Linked DNA regions of Homo sapiens: region 1 is linked to region 2. The links are chromatin loops, found by intact Hi-C in ENCODE. Cell type or tissue: mammary epithelial cell. All regions are shown on one strand. Each heading gives the region's core, and the rest is flanking DNA. Links, peaks and the distances in the headings are about the cores only. Region 1 holds the start of LOC105372630 (a long non-coding RNA gene). Region 2 overlaps STK4 (serine/threonine kinase 4).

Region 1 (13,551 bases), core at 8,552-13,551, 180 kb before region 2:
GCTTGTTTATAGAATTTGTGCCAATGCTCATGTTAAGTTGAGATTTTAACCAAGAATGGTAATTATAAATTGTTATCATCACTGATAATTTGTGGGATTGAACTTCAGTCCAGAATATTATATACATTGTTAAAAAGAAATGATCTTATTAGGAAGGGGGTTAAGAAGCATTGTATATCAAGAGTGGGCATGGTGGCTCATGCCTGTAGTACCAGCACTTTGGGAGGCTAAGATGGGCGAATCACTTGAGGTCAGGGGTTCGAGACCAGCCTGGCCAACATGGTGAAACCCCATCTCTACTAAAAATACAAAAAGTAGCTGGATATGGTGGCACACACCTGTAATCTCACCTAATTGGGGGCTGAGGCAGAAGAATCACTTGAGCCTGGGAGGTGGAGGTTGCAGGCGCTTCAGCCTGGGTGACACAATGAGGGAGATTCCATCTCAAAAAAAAAAAAAGCATTGCATATCAAAATAATACATAAGAGAAAATCAATGAACTTAGAAGCAGCAACACTGTAGAATACATGTTTGTAAGAACAAAAGAAGAAATAAAGGGAAGACAAACCTTGTGGGAATATATTACAGACCACCCAACTGGTATGGTAATGAATGATACCTTCTGAAGGCAGTTTATAAAAATAATATAAAGGCAGGATAAAATAATAAGCAGTTGCTTTTATCTGAAAATTATTTCATTTATGTTATGTCTTACAGTGCCTGAGTGCATTTATAACAATAAATGCTTCTTAAATGAGAAAAAACAGGCAAGTCTTAAATTGGTAGATGTCAGCATAATGATTGCCCCTGAAGGGTTGGAATTAAATTTGAATGCGTCATAGACAACTTTCAAGGTTGATGAGAATGTTCTATATCTCCATATGATTTTGTGTAACTACACATATGTATTTGCCAAATCTCATTCAAATAAATACATTAGATCTGTGCTTTTCTTTGTATATATTTTACCTCAATATTAAGATATAATAAAAGATTGTTTTATTATTATTATTACCAAATTTGTTGTCATGCTGGAACTTTTTATTGAGCACTGGGGCTGAGATAATCTCACTCAATACCTCTGAAAATCTATATGACATGGTTATTATTATTCCCACATTAAGACGCAGGAGGTCTGGCCAGGCGTGGGGGCTCATGCCTGTAATCCCAGCACTCTGGGAGGCCGAGACAGGCAGATTGCTTGAGTTCAGGAGTTCAAGACCATCCTGGGCAGCATAGTGAAACCCCATCTCTACTAAAAATACAAAAAATTAGCTGGCCATGGTGGCGTGCACCTGTAATCCCAGCTACTCAGGGGGCTGAGGTGGGAAAATCAGGTCAATGCTGCAGTGAGCCAAGATCACACCACTGCACTCCAGCCTGGGTGACAGAGTGAGAAAAAAGAAAAAAGAAAAGAAAAGAAAAAGATGCAGAAGTTCAGCATCAGAGACCTTGCTGCTCAAGACTATGTAAGTGGTGAAAACCAAGGTTCATGCTAATTGTACATTTATGTATAGAACTGTTAACTTTGCTAGGAGATCCAAAATTTTAATTGTTCGCCTGCTAATAACCAGCATATTCTTGAGTGTATTCTCCCAGAGCATTTATGGCTCTGGCTCTTTTGCTTGTTGGCATATCAATTTAGATACCCTTCCTGACTCCATACCATTACCAGTGTGTCAAGAACACTGTTGAATGTATCTCTGGCCACACATAAAAGTGAGAATCTTGTCACCAGACTCTAGCAGGGAATTATAGCTTCCCTGATGCTAAGGCCCCTAAGCCCACCATGGTCTCTCCTCTTCAATTGCTGGGCTGGAAAAATAAGGCAGGTGGCTGAGCACAGGGCATCCGTGCTCTAGGGAACAGTGCAGTGGAGACAGGTTCTCATGCCACTGTGATGATGTCTGTTACCACACACCTACAGGCAAAATTTAGATCTGATAGAGAAGATCCTTCCTTCCTTCCTTCTTCTTTCTTTCTCTCTCACTCTTTCCTTCCTTCCTCCTCTCTTCCTTTCTTCTTTGTTTCCTTCCTTCTTCCTTTCTTCCTTCTTTCTTCCTTTTTTCTTTCTTCTTTCTTTCTTCCTTCCTTTCTCTCCTTTCTTTATTTTATCTTTCCTTCTTTCTTCTTTTTAAATGAACTCCCAGAATGTTGGGCTAGCACGCATGATCAGAATTACTACACCAAATTTTCTATGTGCAGATGAGGAACTTAAGCTTGGAGAGAAAACAGATTTAATTGAAGATGCACAGGTTCTTATGGCAGAGCTGGAACTAAAATCCAGATCTCCTATCCCCAGTCCAAAGGTTTTCTATTCTCCCATTCTGGCTTCTTCTCCTAGAGGTTTATCCTTCCCTGGAAACTTTCTTAGGAGAGGGGAAGAAGACAGTATAGGCAGCAGAGCTTCCATTTTAAGACTTCCCAACCCCCAAAACTCTTTTAGACCATCCTCTGGTATGTCTATTCACAGATTGTTTTACCCAGTCATGCTTACTGAAATGGTAGAGAGTTGCCACATCAATCGCTGGTACAAGATCTTAAGATCTTAATGGATACTGTAGGAGGAGCACAGTCCTTGAACCAAGTGACGGGTTGGGCTGCTGTGGATTTGTGGAATTGATGGCACCAGTAGATTAGGGACTAACAATCTCTCAGAAATACCAGAGAAATGTATTGCAACAGGCCCTAGCAAACCCCCTGATATATCAAGGTACAGAAAGGTCAAAGGTCACCAATCAGATTCAGTCCAAAAAATACCAGACATACATATAATAGTCAAACTATAAAAGATCAAAGACAAAGAAAGGATCCTGAAAGCAGCAAGAGAAAAGAAGCAAATAACATATAAGGGAGTTCCAATATACCTACATACAAACTTCTCAACAGGAACCTTAAAGGCCAGAAGGAGAGTGGCATGAGATATTCAAAGTGATGAAGAAAAAAAAAACTGTTATCCGTGGATACTGTACCCAGAAAAGTTGTCTTTCAGAAATGAAGGAGAAATACTTTCCTAGACAATCAAAAGCTGAAGAACTTCATCACTAACAGGCATATCTTACAACAGTGATCCTAAACCTTTTGGCACCAGGGACTGATTTCGTGGAAGACAATTTTTCCATGGATAGGGGTGGGGAGGGAGGGGGTGGTGGGGCGGGGCAGTGGGGGCCATAGGGAGCATGCAACCTAGATCCCTTGCATGCACAGTTCACAATAAGGTTCCTGCTCCTATGAGAAACTAATGCCACCCCTGATCTGACAGGAGGCAGAGCTCAGGTGGTAACGCTCACTCACTCTCTGCTCACCTCCTGCTATGTGGGCTGAGTGGGGGTGGGGGGCGGATGGGGAACCCTCTCTTACAAGAAAAGCTAAAGAAAAGATGAAAGAAAGAGTACTCATGTGTAACAATAAAAAAATTAAAAGTATAGAACTCATTAGTAGTAGAAGTAATTACATAAATTCAGAATGCTCTAATACTATAATGGTGGTATGCAAATCATATCTTTAGTATGAAGGTTAAGAATAAAAATTATTTTAAAAAAGACTCCAATAATTCAGGATGGGATATGCAGTATAAAGAAATTTAGCTCAGTGATGTCACCAAGACGACTGACTATAGAAGACAGGCACTCATTCTCCCCACAAGAAAGTACCAAAGCAATGAATAAACTGATGAAACTCGATTAGAGAGTCCAAGGAAGAGTATTCGAATATAGCAGGGGAGTGGAGATGCACCTGTGGGGATTGGAAGTCTAGCAGGGCAGCATGGATGCATCCAGCATCTGCCGCCCTGTCTTCCACACCTGGATCCGATCTATCTGGAGTCAGGAGGACATCCTATTGTGGGGAAAAGGTAAGCAAAAGAACCGCACTAGTCTCCACTACCACCACAAACACCTAAAATCCTTACTACGGAGAATCCTGCAGTACTCACACACAAGCCCTGAGCCGTTTGAAACGCTGCTAGGAATTCATGCAGGTGCATTGCTTTGAACTGAAAGCACAAGGGGTGCACTCCTCATAGTCCACCTACCCACTGTCAGCCAAGATGCTGCAGCAGGTGCCATCTTGAGACCAGAGCCACCTGTGGAGTGCGCCCTCCTGTGGAGCCCAGTAGCCACTGCACTTTTCCCTCAACAGGGCTTGGTCTTCATTCCACCAGGCCCACACCAGTGGCTGAATGCCATAATCCCAGCAGCATCAAGTGTGGATACAGGACTGGCTGTGACTCTGGTCCTGTAGAACAAACAACCCCCGCTGCCCTCACTTCCGCCTGGAGGAATGGCATGACAGTCCCGCACAGGGTAAACCTGCCCTTGAACCAGTCAAACTGCTGCACACCCTCCTCTGAGTGAAAGTGGTGCTCAGGCCTCTGAGAAGTTGACACATTCCAAGGCCTGAGAAGCAGGTACACATCCATGTCTAGGGATTAGAAACATTTCCATGGTGCCCCACCCACTCAAACAAGCCCCTGGCCTACCCAATGGCCCTGCACCCACAATCAGGGCCTGAGATACAGACCTGTGGGCTGCCCCTGGCAGACATGCCCTAGGCTGCATGAGCAGCTGTGCAGCCATGCCCTGGGACTGAGAAACAACACCACAGGCTTCCTCACCAGGGGAAGCCTTCAGGTGGGCTGAGCAGCCATTAATTCACATCCTGGGGCTGAGAAACAGAAAGCCCCAGCAGACATGCACTGAGTCCAGCCAAGCAGCCTTGCACCTGTAATCCAGGCTTGAGAAGCAGCCCTGTGGTCAACCCCTGGCAGACATGCCCCCAGGAGGGTCAATCAGCTGTGTGCCCTGCATCCTAGACCTAAGAAGCAGCCCTCTGGGGCCACCTCCAGCAGACAGACCCCCAAGTCCAGCTGGACAGCCTTGTGCTTGCATTCCAGGACAGAGAAGCAGTCTTTCAGGTTGCCCCCAGCCGACATACACCCGGGTCAGCCAAGCAGCTGTGTGACCACATCCTGGGCCTGAGAAACAGCCTCATGGGCTACCCCTGGCAGGAACACTCCCAGGCTGGCCACGCAGCCATGTACCAAACAAAAATTCTAGAGTTGAAGAATTCAATGAATAAAATAAAAAAATACAACTGTGAACTTTAACAACAGAGTAGAAATAATTTCTACACTAGAGGACAGGATACTTGAAATAATATCAGCAGACAAAAAGATAAAAAAGAATAAAAATAAATGAAGAAAGCCTACAGGATTCTGGGGACACCATTTGTTCAAAATTAAGTGAACAAGTATTCACATTACGGGCATTCCAGAAGAAAAGAGAATGGAAAATGTATAAATAACATGTTAAAAATAGCTGAAAACTTCCCAAGTATTGGCAGTGAGATGGACATACAGGTCCAGGAAGCTCAAAACACCCCATTTAGGTTCAACCCAAACAGGTCCTTTCTGAGGCACGCTATTGTCAAATTGTCAAAAGTCACAGACAAAGAAAGAATTCTTAAAACAAGAAGAGAAAAGCATCATGTCACATATAATGAAATCCTCATCAGACTAACAGAGGATTTCTTAGCAAAAACCTTATAGTCCAGAAGAGAATGGAATAATATATTCAAATTACTAAAAGAAAAAAAAAACTAGTGGACAAGAATACCCAGCAAAATTATCTTTCAGAAATGAAAGAGAAATAAAATTCTTCATAGATAAGCAATAGCTAAGGGGATTCATCACCACTAGACTGGCTTTACAAAATATTTTCAAGAGAGTCATGTCTGGAAGTGAGAAGACAACTGCCACCATCATGAAAGTTTAAGAAACTCTAAAACTCACTGGCAGAGCCGATACACAAAGGAGGAAGAGAAAAGAATCAAGAATTGTCACCACAGAAAACAACCCAGCCCAAAACTTACAATAAGATAGGAAGTAAGGAACAAAAGATATATGAAACAATCAGAAAACAATCAATAAAATAAGAGGTTTAAGCCCTCACCTTTCAACAACAGCCCCGAATATAAATGGATTAAATTCACCATTTAAAATATGTAGACTGGCTGAATGGGTAAAACACCTAAACTCAACTGTGTCCTGCCCACGAGAACTCACATCACCTGTAAAGACATATATGGGGTTGAATTGAAGGTATGGAAAAGATATTCCATGCAAACAGAAACCAAAAGCAAGAAGGAGTAGCTATACTAATATCAGACAAAATAGACTTCAAGTCAAAATCTGGAAAAAGGGACAAATAAGAACATTATGTAATAGTAAAGGGACTAATTCAGCAAGAGAACATAATAATTATAAATATATATGCACCCAACACTGGAGCATCTGGATATATAAGGTGAACATTATTAGAGCTGAAGGGAGAGATAGACTCTAACGCAATAATACGTGGGGATTTTAACACCCTACTCTCAGTATTGGAAAGATAATCAAGATGGAAAATTAACCCAGAAGCATCAAGTTTAAACTGTACTATAGATCAAATGAACTTAACAGACATTTGCAAAACATTTTACCCAGCAGCTATGGAATGCACTTTTGTTGTATCTGCACATGAAACATTCTCCAGGATTGACCAAGTGCTAAAATACAAAAGAAGTCTCAAAAAATTTTAAAAAATCAAAATCATATCAAGTATCTTATATGACCACAAGGAAATAAAACTAGACATCAATAACAACAGGAACATTCAAAACTATACAAAATATATGGAAATTAAACGACATGCTCCTGAATGACCAGTGGATGAAAAAAGAAATTAAGAATAAAATTAAAAATTCCTTGAAACAATCAAAAGTAGAAATACAAAAAAACGAAACTTATGGAGCATGGCAAAAATAGTATTAAGAGGCAAGTTAATAGCAATAAGCCCCTACATAAAAAAACTGGAAAGATATCAAATAAGTAACCTAACAATGCATCTCAAAAAACTAGAAAAGCAAGAACAAGCCAAACCCAAATTAGTAGAAGTGTTACATGATCTTTGGGGTGTTCATTTTCTTTCCAGAAACCTCTGTGGCTGGTGGCACCTTTGCCTGAGTTCCTGTTCTGCATCCAGAAAGAATAAGGTACACAGACAAGTGAAGGGTGAAGACGATGAAGAAGAGCTTTATTTAGTGTTAGAAGAGCTCAGAGGAGACCTGTAGTGGGTTGTTACTCTCTGTAGGCAGATCATCCCTTGAGTATTCAGCTCTCAACAGAGAGGGGGCCCTGGAGAGGGTGGCTCCTCTCTGCAGGCAGGGTGTTCGGATGTCTGCTGGTCTTTGAAGCTCTCGCAGAAAGGGTAGCTTCTCTCTTCGAAGCTCTTGCAGAGAGGGTAGCTCCTCTCTGATGTGAAAGATAGAGAGATGATGAGGAAAAAGGACATGTTTTTTTTCTTCCCTAATAGATGTTACTAACAAATGAACATTGTAGTTAGATTCTATTAGAAACCTCATAGAGTAAGATACCCATTTGATTTAAATGACAACATTTATCATATACCTAAATTTTTATCTCTTGAAACTATGCAATGATGATAAAATTATTAGATGTCAGTTTAAAACATGCTTGGGAAAAAGTAGTTTTTCAAAATTGTTAAGATACTTGTCAGAGATAAATAAAATTTTGGAAAATTACTTTCCCAGACCTCTGCAACATTTGTGGGAGTTAAGGAAGAATGAAGCACAGAGTTATAAATTTGGAAAATTCATGGCTAATTACACTTCATTATTAGGTAGACCTAGGGCCCAACCCTCAAGCAAAGACTCAAGGGATGTAGGCTGAACCACAAGGATTTTGTTCTCCTAATTTAGGGTGGCTCAATTTTTAGGAATGAAAGTACCTAGAACTAAAGTACATCTTGCTCAGTTTCTGACCCTAAGTTCCAAATCCAATCGCAGATCATATTACTTCAACACTTGGAAAGGCCACCAGCAGTAGTACCAGAAAAACTGAAGCAAAAATGCCTTGCTCTTCCATTACAGGATTAATCGGCATGCCATTCATAGGATGCAAACCCAGAGAATTTAACTCCAAAATGCACCTGGAATCTGACCAACAGAGAATCTGAGTGTCAGGAGATATTGAAAGAGACAAATATATCAGAAAAACACAAGTGCAGGAATTGATGAAACTAAATGTGAAACAGTAACTCTGTCCATTTTACAGTTCCTAAGGGATTATGCAACATGGCTGAGTAGAGAGGGAGAGCAAGAGATCAATCCAGCAGACTTAGATTTTCAAAGAGTTTTAAATATACAACGCTTTATTTCTTCGTCTTGTTATCATAGTAAGAAGCATTTAACTCTTGCTAAAAGGAAGTTCTGGGCCTGAGCGATCATGGACAACATGGAGACCAGTTATCCCAGACTGAGCCTGTAGCACTTGTGTCTCCTCAGTCCTGGTTAAGAAGGGCTTTCCATCTTGGGAGAGAACAGGAAACCAGAGATATAGGAAGATGCAAAATGTACAGGGCACATGGTTTTGTGTCCCGGGGGCATTGAGGCGTGATTCCTGTTAGGTATTCTCCTCACAAGAACACTGGCAGGTGCTGCCAAAGAGTCAGGGACTGGGGATCAGGGACTCTAGGCAAGCCATCCTAAGGAATTGTGAAATTATAAACTTACCTCACGATGTAAATGTAAAGAGGAAAATGTTTCATGATTGTAAACTGTAAGTAAAAGGATTTGAAAATAAATAATAAAATCCAGTAACTATTGAGTACCTTAGAGATAATCTTGTTGAAATGTCGACATTATAGAGAGTTATAGAGAGGAGAAGAGTGATGCCCATTATGTGAAGTGGAAGGTGCATATCTGAGCAAAGAGGTCTGTTGAGCCTCCTCCTTCACTTTAGAGAGGCAAATGCGTGGACTGACCCAATTTAAAAGCCCTGCTCACAACGGTTGCTAAACGCATGGGAAGTTCTCAGTTCTCTCTAAGACAAATGCTTCTGAGGGAAGGAGTTAGGGGCAGCAAGGAGAACAGCAGATCTGGGGCTCCTCACCTCAATCCAAAGTCCACCAGGGCTCCATACACTGATGCCGACAGTTGTAGTAGCAACACTTCTTGACCCCCTGCAACTCTTATCACGCCAGCGCATAGGTAAGAGAGTGAAAGGGCAGTCAAGATCAAACTCTGGGCAATATCCCGGTTTCCGTGCAGCTGGAAAAAACGCCATAGGTCAGGAGGCTGAGGCAGGAGAATCGCTTAAATCCAGGAGGCGGAGGATGCAGTGAGCCGAGATCTCGTCACTGCACTCCAGCCTGGGTGACAGAACGAGACTCCAAAAAAAAAAAAAAAAGCCGTAGGATGAGTGGGCACCAATGTGTGATTTCCAGGCCAGGTCACCCCATGGACTCCTCAGAGGAAACGTTCCCAACCCCAGCCACACCCAGGGTCGCCAGGCCCTACCTGCACTCCTCAAGACTCCAGGCTGGGTCATTCAGAGGCAAAGGAGGATGTTCACAGAGAGTAGAAAGAAGCCGCTCAGCTTCATAATGCAAGAAAACGGTGTGGGGGCACCTGGAGGCTGGACCTGTCTATGTCAGCTTTGGCGGGGCCCCATCAACAGATGGCGTTTTGACTCCCGGGGCTGGAGGTCAGAGGTGCCTCCGCTTAACCCGGAAGCACCATCTGTTTCCTTTCACCTCCAGGAAGAGACAACGTGAAACAACTGGGATGTAACTTCTGAGAGCCCTCATGGACTGCCTCCTTTCAGGGTGTTACAGAACTCTTCATCATTTTTACTTCATCCAGCAGATTTTGAGGCAATAGGACGCCATTGTCTGGATCCTCTTATGTATTCTCCAAAGAACACTGGCATGTGCTATCCAGGAATCAAGGACGGGGATCAGGGATTCTAGGCAAGCCATCCTAAGGAAGTGTGAAATTATATAAACACTCACAATGTAAATATGAAGAGGAAAGTGTTTCATTATTATAAGCTGTAGAAAATAGGAATAAAAAATAATAAAAACCCGGTAACTGTTGAGGATCTTAATGAATCTTGCTGAAATATCCTCTTTACAGAGAGGAGAAGGGTGAAGTCCGTTGTGTGAAATGGAAGGTGCATAATCTAAGCAAGGAGGTCTTGCTTCATTGTCCAGAGGCAGATCTATGGGTCGACCCAATTTAAAACCTCTGATCACAACGATTTTCTAGGGGAACATGAAGTTCTCAACTCCTTCTAAGACAATGCTTCTGCAGGAAGGTTTCACGGGCAGCAGATCTGGGGCTCCTAACCTCAATCCAAAGTCCAGCAGGACTCCATACACTAATGCCGACGTTCGTAGTAGCAACACCATTTAACCCCTTTGCAAATTTTATCCTGCCAGCACATGGGTAACAGGATGAAAGGGCAGGCAACAGAAAACTCTGGGCAACATTCAGGTTTCTGTGCAGCTGGAGAAAAATGCCACAGGGTGAGTCGGGGACACCAAGTGACTTCCAGGCATGAGGGCCAGGTCGTCGCATGGACTCCTCAGAGGAAATGCTCCCCAACTCCAGCCACAGTACGCGTCGCCACGCCCTACCCGCCACTTTTCAGGGCTCCAGGCTGGGCCATGTGGAGGAGGCAAAGGGGGACGGTCACAGTGAGTTGAGAGAGGCTGCTTAGCTTCATAATGCAAGAAAAGGGATTGGGCGCACCTGGAGGCTGGACCTGTCTATGTCAGCTCTAGCGGGGCCCCACCAGCAGGTGGTGCTGTGGCTCCGGGGGCTGGAGATCAGAGGTGCCTCAACTTGACCCGGAAGCACCAGCTGTTTTCTTTCACTTCCAGGAAGCAACCACGTGAAACAACTTCTGGGGTGTAATTTTTCAGAGCCCCCATGGATTTTCCTTTTTTCGGGGTGTTGCAGAACTGTCCTGGCTCTTCCTAATTCTTACTTTATACTGTCGAATTTTTAGGTAATAGGAGGGCATTGTTTTTCCCAGGGACTGCATCAGGACTGACCAATTTCCCTCTTCCCACTGTGTATCCAGAACATTTGAAACCGACTCCTCACAGCCATGTTCAGATAAGGGTGCATTTGAAGTGTTTACTTTTACTACATTAACATTGAAACACACACAGACAGAAAGTAAGAGCCAGATATTGATCTATTAGCAAGATAATTTCTAGATTTATGAAAAATCTAGTTCCTTGTGCACCACAGGCTTTAAGTTTAATTCGTGAAAAATTTTTCTCATTTAATTCATGTCTTAATGTCTTCATGACTGTGTCAAAACTTCACTAGTTGATAAAGTCAAAAGGCCAACTTATGGCTTACAGGACTTAAGATCATTGGTGTCCATTCATTATCTGACTAGTAAGCAAACGAAACAGGGAATTTAGTGGCTGTACACGATGCATAACACAGACTTTACAAAATTAGTCCAGGAATGTTACTAAGCAAGTATTCAGCAATAAAAACCACACAAACAAATGCTAAAGATAGATTCTGATTTCCAAAGCTGCCAAATTATATTACGTAGAAAGTACAATTTTATTTAAAAATTATGAGATGTTTAAAGAAACATGAAATACTGCCCATACACAGAAAAGAGGGGAAACAATAAATAGAAATGATCCTTTAGGAATCCCAGACAATGGCCTAGTGGACAAAGATATCAGTTATTATACTCAAAGAACTAAAGGAAATCATGGGCAAAAAGATTAACAGAAAGTATAAAAATCAGTTTCACATCATAAAAAAAATTCATGATGAATGATGAGGTTGTAAAGTAAAATCGCTGATACAGAAAGTCACAAGAGGGTCTTACCAGCAGATAGGAATAGACAGAAGAGAGGAACAACTACTATAATTATAGGTCAATTGAGATTATACACTCTGAGGAACGATAAAGAAAGAGACCTGTGTAATACAATCTAATGGAAAAACATGTGCATAATGGAAATCCCAGAAGAAAGGAGAGAGAAAGAAAGAGGCAGACAGATATTTGAAGATGTAATGGCTAAAAACATTTGATTTTGCTTTAAAACACAAATCTCCATGTATAAAAATCTCAATGAACACTAAGAAAAAACTGTAAGAGATCCACACCTAGACAATTTATAATGGAAATATCAATGACAAAGACAAAAATAAATTCTTTTTTCTTTGAAACAGTCTCATCCTGTCGCTCAGGCTGGAGTGCAATGGCACAATCTTGGCTCACTGCAACCTCCGCCTCCTGGGTTCAAGCGATTCTCCTGTCCCAGCTTCTCGAGTAGCTGGGATTACAGGTGCACACCACCACGCCCAGCTAATTTTTTGTATCTTTAATAGAGACGGGGTTTCACCATGTTGGCCAGGCTGGTCTCTAACTCCTGACCTCATGATCTGCCCACCTCAGCCTCCCAAAGTGCTGGGATTATAGGCATGAGCCACCGCGCTTGGCCGAGAAATTCTTGAAAGCAGCAAGAGATAAATAACTCAAAATGACTAATAAATAAGCTTAACAGCTGATTTATCATTAGAACCATGCAAGCCAGAAGATAGTGAGAGAACATATTAAAAGTGGTGAAAGAAATATCGGTCTACCAAGAATTCTATATCTTGGCAAATCTATCCTTCACAAGTTAGGGAAAAATTAAGGTACTCCCAGATATATGAATACTTCATGTTTTTCACCATTAGATTTCCCATACATGAAATACTGACATGATGACATATGTAGAAAACTTTTAAGAATCCACATAACTCCAAAATATTATTAGAGCTAATAAACAACTCATCAAGGTGCAGGACAAAATATCAACCTATACCTTTCAATTGCATCATGAAAAAAATCCATTTACAATAGCATCGAAAAGAATGAAATACACAGGAATTTATTTAAGAAAATAATGGCAAGACATGTACATTTGTTGAAAACAACAAATCATGATGAAAGAAATTAAAGAAGACATAAAAATAGAGAGCCATTCCATGTTTGTGGATTGAAGACTCAATATTCTTAGGCAGGCAATTTTCCATATTTTATCTAAAAACTAAATGGAATTCCTATAAAGTTACAGATGACTTTTTGTAGAAATTGACATGTTAATCCTAAAGTTCATGTGTAAATGCATAGAACCCAGAATAGCAACCACAATCTTGAAAAAGAGTGCAAATGTAGAAGACTCATACTTCCATATTTCAACACTTACGGCAAAGCTACAGTGTCAAGACAGTGTGGTACTAGCATAAGCATAGACACATATATCAAAGGAATAGAATTGGGAGTCCAAAAATCAACCATTACATTGTCAATTCACTTATCTTCAACAAGGGTAGAAAAACTATTCAGTAGAAAAAGTCATCTTTTCAGCAAATCATACTGGGAAAACTGGATATCCACATGCAAAATAATATAGTTAGAACCTTATAGCACACCAGAATCAAAAATTCCACTTCCATAATTATACCCAAGAGAACTGAAAATGTATTCACGCAAATATTTGCACATGAATGCCCATAGCAGCATTATTAATAACTAATAAAAACGAGCATCTGCGAAAAAGGAATCTGGATCTGCACCTTGAGTGGAATGCGAATGTTAATCAAGTTGGACCATAAACCTTAGTATAGATGCTAAACCTATGCAGCTTCTAGGGAAGGACATCACAGACAGAACATTTC
Region 2 (15,317 bases), core at 5,935-10,934:
CCAGAAACTGCTCGACAGGACTACTTCAGTAAAAAGCCATTAACAGGCAGTGCTGTTGACCTTGGCTAGCTACTGGGCATTCACATGGCACTGCCGGGTCAGAAACCTAAACACCAAACATAGTCTCCATTCATCTTTCTTCTAGCACAGAAGAAAAGAAACTCATCAGAAAAAGTTTAAAAAGCAGAGCATGGAGATTGTCCAGAAAGGTGGTGGCAAGAGTCTGAGAGCGCAGGTGCTGATGGTTAAAACCCCAGCTTAATTCACACACTCAACAGGCAAAAAAATGCAACAATAAAAACAATCACAAAGACTCAATCCCCAAACCTCCTGTTGACAAGAAAAAAGCCTGGCTTAATATATTAGAACGACCTGAAAACAACCCAACTCCAACCAAAAAAGCCCCAAATGTTAAATGCCAAGTAAAAAGAGGATGATTAAATCAATCAAAAGAATGTAATGTGATGGGCTACTATGTGACCCTTAAAAATGATTTCACAAGTGTTTTTAATGATATGAGAAAATGTTTAAGATATGTTAAGTGAAAAAAAATCAAGATTTATTATGCATGCAGAATGATCTCAGCTGTGTAAAATAATATCTAAGTATTAAAAAACTGGAAGGAAATGTTAAAATGTAATTATTATTGCTGGGGGGGGTGGAAGAGTTGTAAGAGACATTTTCTTCTTTAAGCTTTTCTTCAGTCTCTAAACTTTCTATAATGAGTGTGTTTTTACAACTAGAAGGTTAACAAAATAGCATTGTAACATTATAGAAGAGCAAACCAACACCAAAAAAGAAGAAAATAATAACATTTATTAAGTGCTTATTGCAGGCCAGCAGTAAGGACCATTGTCCTAAAGGTGCTTTACGTGCATTACAGGTTTAGTATCCCTTATCCAAGATGCCTGGGACCAGAAGTGTTTTGGATTTTGGATTTTTGGATTTGGGATTACGCAACCTGCATCTCATTTGATACTCACGACAGCCCTATGAAAGAGGTATGACTTTACCATGTTTGACAGATAAGACAATCAAGGGTTAGACAGGTGGCATAATAGGTGGAGAAGATAGGCTATGAGCCCTAACAGAATAACTCCAGTGGTTTTAACCACTATATGCCTCTCAACCACAATGGCATAATCTGTCTCCCTGCCTGCAAGCCTGACCTAAACATAAGCCTCAATGACAAAATCTACTTTAGAAGGCACTATAATAATTTAGGATAGTGTGACTGCCAAGGTACTAAGATACTCAGATAAATATTCAAAAGAGGAACTAAAACACCTCTAATGAAGCTATAAAAAGAATCCATGTGATAGAGCAATGCATCGCTGCAGTTGAAAACATACCAGCACAACAAATCAACCCACAGCTAAATCCCACTATACAAGAGAAGCTAGTAATAACTGTCAAAGAAAGACCCCTGGTAACCACTTATTGAACTACCATGAAAAAAGGAACTCACTAAAAGATACAATAACAATGAGCTAGACAGTAAGGATTTGAATTTGTCTCCCAAAAAGCCCCCTAGCAACAAGAGGCCTGGACCATCAAAGGCTAGAGAAAAGAAAGAAACTAAAGAGAAAAATAAAAAGCATTGTACTTGATGCCAAATTATATAAAATACAACCAGCACAGAAGGACCACCTTACTTTTCTTTCAGTCTAGCACTAAAGGCCTTTTGGTTAGAAACAATCAATTTTGCTTGGCAAAAAAAGGATCAAGACATAGAAGTACTTTGGATCAAATTCTGTAGAATCAGCCTATTTGAGATGCATTAAGGTTAATGCCAAAACCAATACGGTGTTCTGTTCACAGTTTCTTTCTAGAGGTTTTAAAAGCCGAAAAACATTAAAACTCAGAGTTTGAAGTGGAAAGTTTCTATCTGTAAAAACAAGCCACTTTTAGGTACTATAAGCTATTAAGATTTGGTAATTCTAAATTAATTATGTATTTTTTAAACCCTTGGTTGTTAGAAAAATATAAAGCTCGATTGCTACCTTACTCTTAACACCAAGACAAATACATGATAGATTAAATATTGAGAAAGAAAAAATAATAAAACATTCTAAAACAAAGTAAGGGTTAATATTTTTGTAATCTTAGAATGTGAAAAACTTTCCCAAAGATGACATAAAATTCCAGAAACCACAAGAAAAAGCTAATAAATCAAAATATATAAAAATTTAAATGTCTGAAGTTAGATACCATATACAAAGCTTTAAAAGATATTCTAGCAGAATATCTTTACCACATATGTTAAAAGGTTCATAACCTGACTTGATAGCTGAAGAAGTCTTTAAAATCAATAAAGAAAATAAGAATTCCATGGAAAATTCAGTAAATAATATAAAGCAACAATTCACATACCAAAAACGATAGGGAAATTTAACAATATGTATCAAAATTTCAAATTTGTGAACAGTTTGACCCAATAATTCTACTGCAGGAATTAATTCTAAGGGCGTACCATGCAAAGATGTTATTAAAGCAATATTTATTAATATTAAAAAGCTGAAGGCTACCTAAATGACCATCAGCTGGAGACTGGTTAAATCAGAGATCACAAACACAAATGTTTTGAGAGACTGGCAAAGACAACAGAAATAAACTCAACAGTCTGCTCATAAAACAAAAACAGGAAGTGATGGGGTCTGTGAAGAGCTGGAGAACTCAGACCCATTTCAGTAGTTCAAAGTATAAAAATTACATGTGCCACAGGCCAAACTGGCTCCCCCTTTCCCAGTCCCCACACACCCCCAGAGTGAGATGTGTAATCTGTAGCCATGGCACGAGCACTGCTGACTGTTCTCTCTGCAGCCAGCCTAGGAAGATCCCCTTACTCTGAATGCTCGTCTGTTCTATCACATTTGAGTAGATACAAAGGAGCTCATTGATGTGGCCAAACGGATTCTCAGGATTAACAAAACCTTAAAGGTCATCTAGTCTAACTTGAAGCTTTCCTTGAGGCTGCAGTCATTCAGACGTTTAGGCCCAGGTGAACAGTGTAGAGAGGGGAGGGGAAGGAAGTGGAAAGTGATGGAGTACAAAGCCAGAAGTCAGGGAATGAGGACTACACTTGGCTTTCCTGTGGGATTTTCATTTTCCACAACAACAAAATTGAGATGGGAGGAGAAGTGGTGAGAATTCTTAAAAAGCTGAAATCCTGTGCATCACATATTTTCTGTATCACTGTACGTAAAACTCCATTAACCGAATACCAGGAACTCAAGCATTATTCTAATATGAAGTGCTGAATTCACAGTACCATTGTTAAACATCCGTTTAGCAATGAACTCTGGGCAGCTGTTACCCTCACTGACCAAGCTGGCAAAGGGAAGAGTTCCACAGATAATGTGACAGATTGTATATGGTATTTTTACTGCAAGATCTTAATTCATCCCAGGAACTGTTTTAAAAGAATAGTTGTAGTTTATAATTGCAGTCTCAGCAGCACTTCCAAAAGTGGAAAACCTCCACTTGAAATTGGAATGGAACATTTCTTCCCAATGTGTGAAAATAACTTTATGCTTGGTCCTGCATATCTAGGAATAAGAGCACTTGGGAGGGGGTAGAAAATTTCCTGACTTTACCTCATTTTTAATAGCACTACATTAAGATTTATTAAACTAGATGCATCCATGTCTAAAGAACAGTTTTTGCTGTGTATTTTCTCCTAAGTAAAGGGCAAATGGAAGTGACTAGTGGGTCTATAAAGTAGATTCAAGTTTGCTCTCCCTCCAGCTGCTGGCCACCCTCTGATCCAATGCTCTGCAATGTGAACTCTGCTTGATGAAAGGGTACCCTCGGCAGCTGATGGATCCCATACAGCTCTCTCTGTCTCTCTCTGTCTCTTTCATACATACGCACATACATTTACTTGAGCTATTTTACATTAACAAATGTACCATCAGGAAAAAACTGTTTTGAAAAAAAAAACATCAATGTGGGAACTGTCCAGGACCTATAGCCTCCAGGCAGGCACAGAAGGGAAGCAATCAGAGAAAACACAAAAGGTCTATCAGTGTTTTAGTGAGTATCCTTGATATTTAAACCCTAGGAACAAGAAAGTCATAACAGAATTAAGCTCACCCTAGGAACAAGAAAGTCATAACAGAATTAAGCTCATCTTAGGTATAAAATAAATATCATGGCTGGGCATGGTGGCTCACGCCTGTAATTCCAGCACTTTGGGAGGCCGAGGCGGATGGATCACCTGAGGTCAGGAGTTCGAGGCCAGCCTGGCCAACATGGTGAAACCCCGTCTCTACTAAAAATACAAAAATTAGCCGGGCATGGTGGCGGGAGGCTGAGGCAGGAGAACCACCTGAACGCAGGAGGCAGAGGTTGCAGTGAGCCAAGACCACGCCACTGCACTCCAGCCTGGGCAACAGAGCAACACTCCGTCTCAAAAAAAAAAAATCACAAAGCAAACAATGTGTGAACTAGCAGGGCCTGCAACAAAAGTGTGAAATAAGTGTAGGTCTTCCTCTTACCTTCCTTTTTTAGGGCAGCCCACCTCAGTATCTTTCCCTTTTCCAGTAGTTCATCCATGTCTCCCACCCTAAGTGTTACACATGTAAATAAAATTTACTGAATGCCTACTCTGTGTCAGATACTCTGCTAAGCACTTTAAAAGCATTTTTAAATTAATCTTCTCAATAACTCAGAAGTAAATATGATTAGTATCTTCATTTTAGGTTGGGTGAGAAGCCTAGAGTTACTGGTCCCATAAATAATGAAACCAGCAATGGATCCAAGTCTATCTGCTCTTGGTCAGTATATCAGACTGCCTTCTATGCTCATGTTGGCGTCCTGGGTGTCCTAAGCATTTCTCTGCTTTTAAAAGAACAGGAAAAGAACCTTATATATACTGAGCATCTTTTACACACTTTACACAAGCTCTTTATTTTAGGCTCACATGATCCCTATGAGAGAGACGCATTAGCTGCATTTTTTAAATTGGCAAACAAAGACCAAGAGAGTTTGAGGGCTCTTGAAGGCTTAATCTTACCTTTAGCAGACAAAGAAACAGAGTCCCAGAAAGGTTAGGTGGCTTACTTAAGGACACAAAGCTAGTTACAGTCAGAGCTGAGACCTGATTCCCAACCCACTGCTCTTCTTCACTATAAATAAGCCATCACTCTAAAAGGAACCCACATATTAATAATAGATTAGGAATGCCAGGCACTTTGCTAAATGCTTTATGCTTTATCCAATTCGATCAAGGGAATTCCCAACACTGTATTTCCAATCAATGTTTTTTACTACAGTTTTACCAAAGAAGCAGGGAAGAAATCTAAATTCCACATCTATGAAATTATAGTCCAATTAACATATTCCTATACACATAGATGAATGGATATTACAAAAAGAAAATCTGAAGAAATTTAAAAAGATTTCCAAAGAGTGCACAATGGGCCCAAATAACATAATCAAATAACACATTCTGAGCACCTGCATGCTATGGCAATTCGCTAAGGGCTGCACATGTTAGAGAAAGAAAAGATGCAGCATCTGAATTAGATGAATGTTTACCATCGGCACATATATAACCATTCTCACACAAACAAACGTGCGTTATTCTGAGAAAAATAATGGTCTATCTTTTATTAATCATGCACCAAGGGTGGGACAGGTCACCTAGCATCTCTTGTCACCTAGCGCCTCAAAGCCTCTCTGTCAAATAAGTGGGAATAAGATCTATAAGATCTACCATGTGAGGATATTATGAAAAGAAGATGGTATAAAACATTTACAGGGACCTAACACACAACAAGCATTCAATAACTGCTATTTTCATCATTTCCTTGTCAAAATCCAAAATGTAGTTAGTCTTAAGAGACCAAGTGTGTCTGCCAATAAAATTTAAAATTAGACAAGATAATGAGCAACCAATATGAAGATTACTAAAAATATTCATTATCTAACACTGGAGTAAGAAAAGCAAATTAGGCTGGGCGTGGTAGCTCACACCTGTAATCCCAGCACTTTGGGAGGCCGAGGCGGGCAGATCACGAGGTCAGGAGTTCAAGACCAGCCTGGCCAACATGGTGAAACCCTGTCTCTACTAAAAATACAAAAATTAGCCAGATGTGGTGGCAGGTGCCTGTAATCCCAGCTACTCAGGAGGCTGAGGCAGGAGAATTGCTTGAATCCAGGAGGCGGAGGTTGCAGTGAGCCGAGATCACGCCACTGCACTCCAGCCTAGGTGACAGAGCAAGGCTTCATCTCGGAAAAAAAATAAATAAATAAATTTAAAAAAAAAAAGAAAAGCAAATTAGCAGAAAAGCCCATACTGATTAGACAATAGATAACAGAGTAGAAGAGAAGAAAAATTCAGGAACAAGTGCCTGAATGAGACTGACAAGCACACTGTGACAGAGATATAACCAGAAAATATATCAAATATTTCCTGTATCCATTAAGATTCCTCCACAATAGATACCTTTGTTTTCAGAGGTTATATTTGCTTTTTTTTTTTTTTCCTTTTAGTTTTGAGATAGGGTCTCATTCTGTTACCCAGGCTACAGTGCAGTGCCACAGTCATGGCTTGCTGCAGCCTCAACTTCCTGGGCTCAAACGATCCTTCTGCCTCAGCCTCCTGAGTAGCTGGGACTACAGGTACGCACCACCACACTTAGCCAATTTTTCTTTTTTTTTTTTTTGTAGATACAGGGTATTGCTATGTAGCCCAAGCTAGTCATGAACTCCTGACCTCAAGCAATCCTCCTGCCTTGGCCTCCCAAAGGGCTGGGATTGCACCTGGCGAAAACCAAAAATGTTCTTAAAATAATAATGCCTTTTTAGTTAGAATGACATTTTCTGGCTAGGTGCGGTGGCTCAGGCCTATAATCCCAGCACTTTGGGAGGCGGAGGCAGGCGGATCACCTGAGGTCAGGAGTTTGTGACTGGCCCGGCCAACATGGTGAAACCCCATCTCTACTAAAAATACAAAAATTAGCCAGGCATGGTGGCATGCACCTGTAATGTCAGCTACTCAGCAGGCTGAGGCAGGAGAATCATTTGAACCCGGGAGGCAGAGGTTGCAGTGAGCCGAGATTGGGCCACTGCACTCCAGCCTGGGCGACAGAGCGAGACTCCTTCTCAAAAAAACAAACGAACAAACAAAAAAAAAAGACACTTTCTGACAATAGCAAAATTACTGTACAACCCATAATTAGAAAGTAAATAAGAAAGAACAGCAAAAGAAAGTACAAATTAAATTGCTCCAATAAGAATTGTTTGCATAAACAATTAATGAAATACAAAGCTTGTCAATCTGCATTGTGTTCTCAATAAGCATGAAAAAAAACACTGTGAGTTAATAATAAATACTCCTCTAATGTCACGAAATTCCCAGGAAGATGCAATAAACCTGAAATCATTCTTCCTGGTTACTGTAGTCCCTATCACATGTTATTTGAAAGAAGATTCTTTTTCCTGGTTTATAACATTGGGTATTTAATATGTAAGCATAGTTTTTGTTTTTGTTTTCATGTGAGAAAACACACACACTTATGAATTAACGCAGACAGGAAGCCACTTAGGGGTCTGGGTTCCAGACCTGATTCTGGCACCAAGTAGGAAAGATGCCTTTGTAAAATGTCTCTGGGCTCCAGTTCCTCAAACTATAAGAGGATAAGAAACCCCACCCTGCTACCTCACAGAAACACTGTAAGCATTGCCAAACAAAAGAACAAACTATGAATGCATCTTTAACTATATTAAATGCTACCTAGATCTAAAGTGATAATGTTACTATCATCAGCAAACGGAGTCATACCAGAAATCCAGGCTTAACTGCTCCTTTGTCTTCCTCACTTCTGAATTATTTGTCATCATTCAAAGAGTTAATTTTTTTATAATAGTAAAATAAAATGTGAAATAAAAATAAGTGATAATACTTAATACACAATGAACCGAAAATAAACATCAACGGCCTTATAATTCTTGGCTAATAAAATTCTACCAAAGTTTTGAAAGTAAACTTAGTTCAAATAACCCAATGTATATTTCATTTGATCCTTTCTCCAACTCTGTGGGAAAAGCAGGATAGGTACTATTATGTTTAATTTTTACAGATCACAAACTAAAATTCAAAGAGGAGGGTGACTCACCCAAGGTCCCAGCTAAAGCCTGGGCCATTCACCCTTCTTCTTATGTAATGTAATGTTCATTCTACTGGTCTGTGTTACAAGTTTTCCCTATTTTCAAACAAACTCACTTCACACAATGTCAAATTTCTAAAGTGATTCAGTAACTTTTTTCTTTTTTTTGAGACACGATCTTGCTCTGTTGCCCAGACTGGAGTGTAGTGGCACAATCACGGCTCACTGCAAACCATATACTCCCGGGTTCAAGCAAGCCTCCCACCTCAACCACCTGAGTAGCTGGGACCACAGGCACATGCCACCCTACCTGGCTTTTTAAAATGTGCTTTTATTTTTTGTAGAGATGGGGTCTCACTATGTTGCCCAGACTGGCCTTGAACTCCTGGGCTCAAGCGATCCTGCAACCTCAGCCTCCCAAAAAGCTGGGATTATAGGCATGAGCCACTGGTTCGGTAATTTTATCATTCACCCGGCCTGGTTCAATAATTTTATCATTCATTTTACATAGCCAGCAAGCTCTGCCTTAAGCAAATGCCACACAGGAGATTGTGCACTCAAGAAGTGAAAGGGCGGCATCTATTGGTAGAAGTGTGTTACTGTAAGGGAAGTAGTTTCAGAGCTTCAAGATTTGAAAATTTCCGTTAACCTCAACAGTTCATGATTTGAGAGGTGGGTAGAAAGAAACACTGTATTATTGTATAGAGATGTAAGGAAAAGAAAGGAAGAAAGCATTAGGAAGTTCTAAAATTGATACCTATGATCACTTTGGTAATCAATTTCCAAGCAGTAATAGTTTTAATTCCTTTGTTTTAGAGTAGTTTTAGATCAGTCCCTCTGGGAGCAAGTATTCTTTGGGAATGTATCTCTGATTTTATAACAGAAGGCAATGGCAAATCACTGGGGGAAAAGTTTAGGTAGTGAAATTTACTCCATGGACAATGTTTCAAGAAAGGAGGGGAAAGTGGAAGGAGGGAGGAGAAGCTGACATTTATGAAGTGACTACAGGTGAAGTATCCCTTAACCAAAATGTTTGGGACCAGAAGTGTTTTAAACTTTGGATTTTGGAGGATTTTGAAATATTTGCATTATACTTACCTGTTGACCATCTCTAATCCAAAAATATGAAATTTGAAATGCTCCAATGAGCACTTTCTTTGACTGTTCAAAAGTTTCAAATTTTAGAGCATTTCAGGATTTCAGGTTTGGGATACTCAATCTGTATTATATTGCAGGCCCCTGATGTGCATTACTCCATTTAACTCTCATATAGGTTCAAAATGTATCCTATGGGTTCTAGTATTACTTCATTTTACAGATGAGGACAATGAAGCTCAGAGAGGAGAGGTAAGTGGCCCACAGCTACTCAGCAAATGGTGAAGTCAGGATTTGAACGCTGAAAGCCTGATTCCAATGATCTTAACTACCAAATCTACTGCTTCTTCACTAAAAGAACAGTCACTTTGGTACACTTGGTACACAACTGCAACTTTATCAAGCCTTCTAAACAAATGTAAAATCTTTGCTATTGTGAATAGTGCTGTAATGAACAACCTAAATGTTCATCAATGATAGACTGGATAAAGAACATGTGGTATATATATACCATGGAATATTATGCAGCCATAAAAAGGAAGGAGATCATGTCCTTCACAGGGATATGGATGGAGCTGGAGGTGATTATCCTTAGCAAACTAACACGGAACAGAAAAAAAAATGCTGCATGTTCTCACTTATAAGTGGGAGCTGAATGATAAGAACACATGGACACATGGTGGGGAACAACACACACTGGGGCCTGTCAGAGGGTGGGGGCTTGGGAGGAGGGAGAGCATCAGGAAGAATAGCTAATGGATGCTGGGCTTAATACCTAAGTGATGGCATGATCTGTGCCATAAACCAACATGGCACACATTTACCTATGTAAAAAACCAGCACATCCTGCACATGTGCCCCTGAACTTAAAAGTTGGAAATTTTTAAAAAAGAAAAAGTAAAATCTAACATTTTCAGTCAAAAAATCTGGATGTATCGAACAACCAATACCCTGAGTTGTGTTTTTTTCTCAGTAGCAGTACAATAAATTACCATCAATCAGCCTTCTCCTCCCTACACTGTCCATTAGAAATCTCAGTAATATCAGCATCAAACTCCAACAGAGAAATGAAGAAAGGAAATGAAACATGCTTTCCATTCCAGCATTACTGGTGCTTGGAGTAGGTGTGTTATCAAAGACAAAAGATGCTAATTGCGTTGTATTTCACTTGAGTAGTGGAGGATCCAGATTTGTATTAGGTAAAAGTGGTCCTGTTGGGAGAGGGAAATGACACCAGGAACACACCTTAGATAATGAGAAAAGTTCTGCATCATGTTTTTTCTTTCAGAGGCACTGGGCTACATAAGCAAATATCACTTTCAAGAGCTCTAATAGAGACCCTTTCTTTGGATGGAGTGGGAAAACTTGCATAAATCTCCTTTGTCTTCTCAACATTTCATGTCCCAGGAATAAGGATTACTGAATTGTCAAGAGTTCGTGTGAGAAAAAAAAACAGGAGGTAAAGCTGAAAAGAAAGACTGAAGAAAATATCTTCAACAGCTCAAAAGAAGAGTGAAAAATATGTGTCTAAGTGAATGAGATCATAATTCAAAAGCGTGGCTATAGATCCAGGAATAAGAAAAATACATTCATCTCAGCTGAAAACTAAAAACTGTGCTTTCTAGAGTAATAGCTAATTTACATTTTAAATTTCAGCCATTGAAACCTTCTTGATGAATAATAAACAACACTGAAGTTACAGTTGTTTTTCTTTTTCTTTTCTGACTTCAAATTATAGAAAAATTAAAGTAACTGAACCAAATCTGGCTTTGGTTGTAATGAGATTCAAACTTTAAAAACTTCAGGTTCTGATTACAGCAATTAGGAATTCCAGGCCTCCAGGTTGTTAACACCTGGCAACATTTTAATGCCTGCGGCAGGCTAACAAACAATGTTTGCCAGGAGATTGATTACTCACTCTTCCTGTGACACGTGATGTTATGACTAGAGTCTTAGGGGCTGCTTTATACAAACAGCACTAAAATGTGGCAGAGGGAGACCTCTGAATAAATCCACTCCTTGCTGTTTAAAAAAAAAAAAAAGCTAAACACGCTTAAAACATGTAACTTGCTTCTCAAAACTGACAAAGCATGAACCTAAAAAACCAAAACAATCATAAAAAATTGCATTCCCTATTTATGAATAGGTTTATGAAGCAATCAACTTAAAAACTGTTGCAAACAACCTAAATGTGTATCATCAGAGGACTGGCTGAATAAACTACAATACATCCTCACAACAGAATACTAAGCATAGGAAAAAAGAATGAGGACTATCTCTATGTATGGCTATGGAGTAATTTCTAGGATATATAATTAACAAAAAACAAACAGAGAAAAGTATGGACAGGACACTACTGTTATCTCAGAATGGTAGTACAAACATACATGTATTTGTCTGTGCGTGCATGCATGCATGCATACATGTGTCTTGTGTATATCTCCCAAACATTAAAAAAAGGAGGAAACAGAGGAGATAGGAATAGAAACTAAATCTGAACAACTTTGTTTTGTAGACTTGCCCCTTGGAACCATATAGTTTATATAATTATAAAGCAAAACAATAAAAAGCAATACCTCAAACAAAAAACAAAATGAAACAAAAAAACCTATTGGCCAATTAAGTTTGTGGCATAACCACGTAGAAATTATTCCCAGTAGCTTTAACATATAATAATTTCATTGTACATCTATATGGGATGTCCCTAAGGACAACAAGCTGCAACACAAATCTTTAACTGTTTTCAGTATTGTTGTCAGAAGTACTGGCATTATTATTCCGAGGCTGACATTTATTGTGAATTGAAAAACAAATGAGTAATTATATTAGAATTGCTGGGAAGATATTTGGCATGGGGGAAAGGATTACAGATGTGGGATGAAAGTGGTTAAGGAAAAAACTAGTAGTATTCAATCTACACTGGAAATAGCATAAGAACGCATGAGTTTGTAATAAACACATTTCCTGGATTCATACATTGAAAAGGCTTAGAAAAAAATGACCTAACTGCAATGAGCACAACTTGCACCCAGACTGTGGTCTCTAATTACCATTTCCCATTTTAAAAACCTGAGTTCCTTAAAAAAAAAAAAAAGGTCTGTTTCCAGGTTTGGAGCAAGACATGGACAAGATGAGCCTGGAACATCTCACATCTCATCATACTAGAAAGCAAGGATGCTCTCACAAACTACCAGGGAGTATATAAAGCATACCTCAATAAAACATTTAAAAGTAACTACTGGGGTTATATCAAGATGGAACCATTTGAACATAAGAAATAGATGAAAGGATTGAAACAGATCAAATATTTTTAAATCCACGAATTTATGATACAAAAAAAATCCCTGGTTATATCTTTGGAGAATGCCAGGGAACCAATACATTATTTTGAAAATTATAATAAAAATCAAAAAATCAAGTGCATATTCTGTCTTTTCTGTATACATTGTACCTGAGATTATCTAAATAATGAAATGCTTCTTTACTTCAATTGGTAAATGGAGAAGAAATGATCAAATGTCACCACTTTGTAACCTCTAATGAAATGGCATCCAGACAATGACCTTCACTGGTTTCTAACAACGGAAAAAGAGAGATGACCATATATCCAGATATTATGAACCTTCTGATGGAAGTATACATACCACCTATGAAATACCCTTGCCAAAAAAAAAAAAAAAAATCGAACCTGATTCTGATCAAGCTTCTAGATCAGCAATTCTCAAAGTCTGGCTTGCAGATCCCTGGAAGATCCCTGACACACTCTTAGGGGACTCTATAAGACCAAACTATTTTCATATTAATCTTAAGACACTATTTGACTTTTCTACTGTGTTGACATCTGTACTGATTACACAAAAGCAGTGGGGGCTAAAACTGTTAGCCTCAGTAGAAACCAAAAAGTGGCACCAAATAGTGTCAGCAGTTATTGCATTCTTTACAGTCACTGGCTACAGTTTTTTAAAAATCCTTAAGAATGTCCTTGATGAAGTAGTAAAAAAGTTCATGTCTTTTTAATAGTATCTATGATGAAATGGGAAGTCCGCATATAGCACTTCTGTTTTAACTGAAATACAATGGTCATTTTGAAGCAAAGCACTTGTGCAATTGAGCTGCAAGCTCAACCAGCTGCTTTTTCCACAGAGCACCATTTTACATGAAAAATGACAAACTGTGAGTATTCAGACTTGGGTATCTGGCAGACATTTTCTCAGAAATGAAAAAAGTGAGTCTGTCACTCAAAGGAAAACAACTAAGAGTGTTGTAGCTGATGATAAAATTCAAACCTTCAAATGAAAATAAGTATTCTGGAAAACTTGAATCTACCACTGTGAGCTTGACAACTTCCCTACACTTAGCTACTCTTCTGATGAGACTGGTCATAACTTCAAGGAATGTGGGGTTTTTTTATATTGTTTAATGAAATGTGCCAACATTTAGAAGATCCATGTAACTGAATGAACCAACATCTTCCAAATGCCCAATGCGTGATGTTACAAAATCATGTGTGAGTAAAAGTTCCACTCAAAATTTTAAAACATCAATGAATTTTAATATACAGAGTAAGAAAATTTCATGAATTTAGTTTTATATTCTACATTGCAACTAACCTATAAGAAACCACTACTTGTTGAGTTTTGGTATAGGGTCAAAGACTATCCACAGTTATCTTAAACAGCTATTACAATAGTTCTGTCTTTTTCAACTACACCTCTTTTTGCTAGGCTAGACTTTCTTCCTATACTTCAAACAGAACAATGTATTACAACAGACTGAATGCAAAACAGATAGGATCATCTATCTGTCTAAGCCAAAAAATTTGAAAAATGTAAACAATGCTATTTTTCTTACTCATTTGTTTTTGTTTTGGGAAAATGGTCATTTTTCATTGAAAAAAACTACATTAATGTATAATTAGCTTTTTTTTTAAGTAAATAAATTCTTTAAACATTTTTTGAGTTTTAATTTCTAATTCAGTAAATATTAGTATAAACGAAAGCCCTCTGGGGTCCTCAATAATGTTTATAAGTATGAAGCGGTCCTGAGGACCTCTGTTCTAGATAAAACTACCAATTTATAAGAAACTCAGGGAACATATTAAATAAGACCACTTAGATGCAATCAGCAATATCCCGAATGAAGGTTGAAACTATATGGGATAACAACTGGGTTTCTCCAACAGTATCTCAGAGTACACGAGCAGGGGTAGCAGAAAGGAAGGGCTTTAAATTAAAAGTGGCTTAAGAGACATATCAACCAACTTCCTATAAATCGCATTTGGATCCTAATTCAAACAAGCTAAAAAATATATATAAATCCAGGAGACTAAACAGTAACAAGGCATTTTTTGGCATTAAGGAAATTTATTACTCCTAATTTGTAAAAGTATGATAAAGGTATTATAATTTTTAAAAGGTCAATAATATTTTATAAATACACATGAAATATTTAGAAATGAGATATGCCTGGGATTTGCTTCAAAACAATCAAGCAGTGTGGGTGAATAGTGGAGGTGAAGGATTAAATAAAACAAGAATAGCTGACTTGATGATTGTTGTAACTGAGTAATGGGACATTAAATTTTACCTTACCATTAAAGGCTGGTAAATTTAAGAATATGCACTAACTTTTAGAGTCACTTTGAAATAAATGAACAATAATTTCACCAAATGTTTTGGGAGAGTTATTTTTGTCTCTATGAAATGGCAGATAAAGTTTCAAATTGTAGATAACTGAGTTCCCAGGAAACATCAAGATGCATTCTTGACAGTATTGACTTAAGCGTAGGCAAATAAAGCATTTCTTCTACCATTTCAATCATGATTTCTAATTATAAATAAGGTAGTAATAATTCTTGCCTCCCAGCAAGTGTCTGATTTCTAACATGTGCAGCCAAAAGCAAAAAGTACAACCTAATAATAAATGAGTAACTGACTATGTTCTGACAATTCAGTAAAGCTTCTTTGTAAAAACCCAAAGAAATCTCAACTTACAATCAGATTTGGAGCCCTGATCTAGGAGAGAATGGTTAAGATAAAGTTTCATGGAATCATAGGTTGTTATCGGCCTCCTGGGAAAAACTCAGGGCTAAAATTTATCCTTCCTTAC

Evidence for each region. Hi-C counts contacts between places; a loop is a spot of excess contacts. Peaks named below come from ENCODE experiments on the same cell type or tissue, not always from the same donor. Only the 100,000 strongest peaks of a DNase experiment are listed, where the experiment ranks them.
Region 1: a loop joins it to region 2, with 21 times the contacts of the local background. A loop is called at or near these places in 6 of 110 quality-filtered maps.

Annotation. Positions count from the first base shown.
Region 1 is chr20:45,226,836-45,240,386 of GRCh38, reverse strand. LOC105372630 (a long non-coding RNA gene) reads right to left here and starts at 9,550. Exons shown (of 3, transcript XR_936763.3): 1 at 9,361-9,550; 2 at 8,954-9,111. It overlaps LOC124904913 (a long non-coding RNA gene), which reads left to right. Exons shown (of 2, transcript XR_007067605.1): 2 at 1-1,019. In mammary epithelial cell, for the core only: a CTCF peak has its summit at 10,640 (motif pointing right); no DNase peak of the experiment used is centred there; H3K27me3 peaks cover 244 bases.
Region 2 is chr20:45,037,620-45,052,936 of GRCh38, reverse strand. The region is part of intron 10 of STK4 (serine/threonine kinase 4); the gene reads right to left. Among named protein-coding and RNA genes, the nearest start is that of KCNS1, 56 kb to the left of the region's middle. RefSeq lists a silencer at 1,038-1,107. In mammary epithelial cell, for the core only: a CTCF peak has its summit at 8,692; a DNase peak (open chromatin) is centred at 8,676; H3K27ac peaks cover 1,354 bases.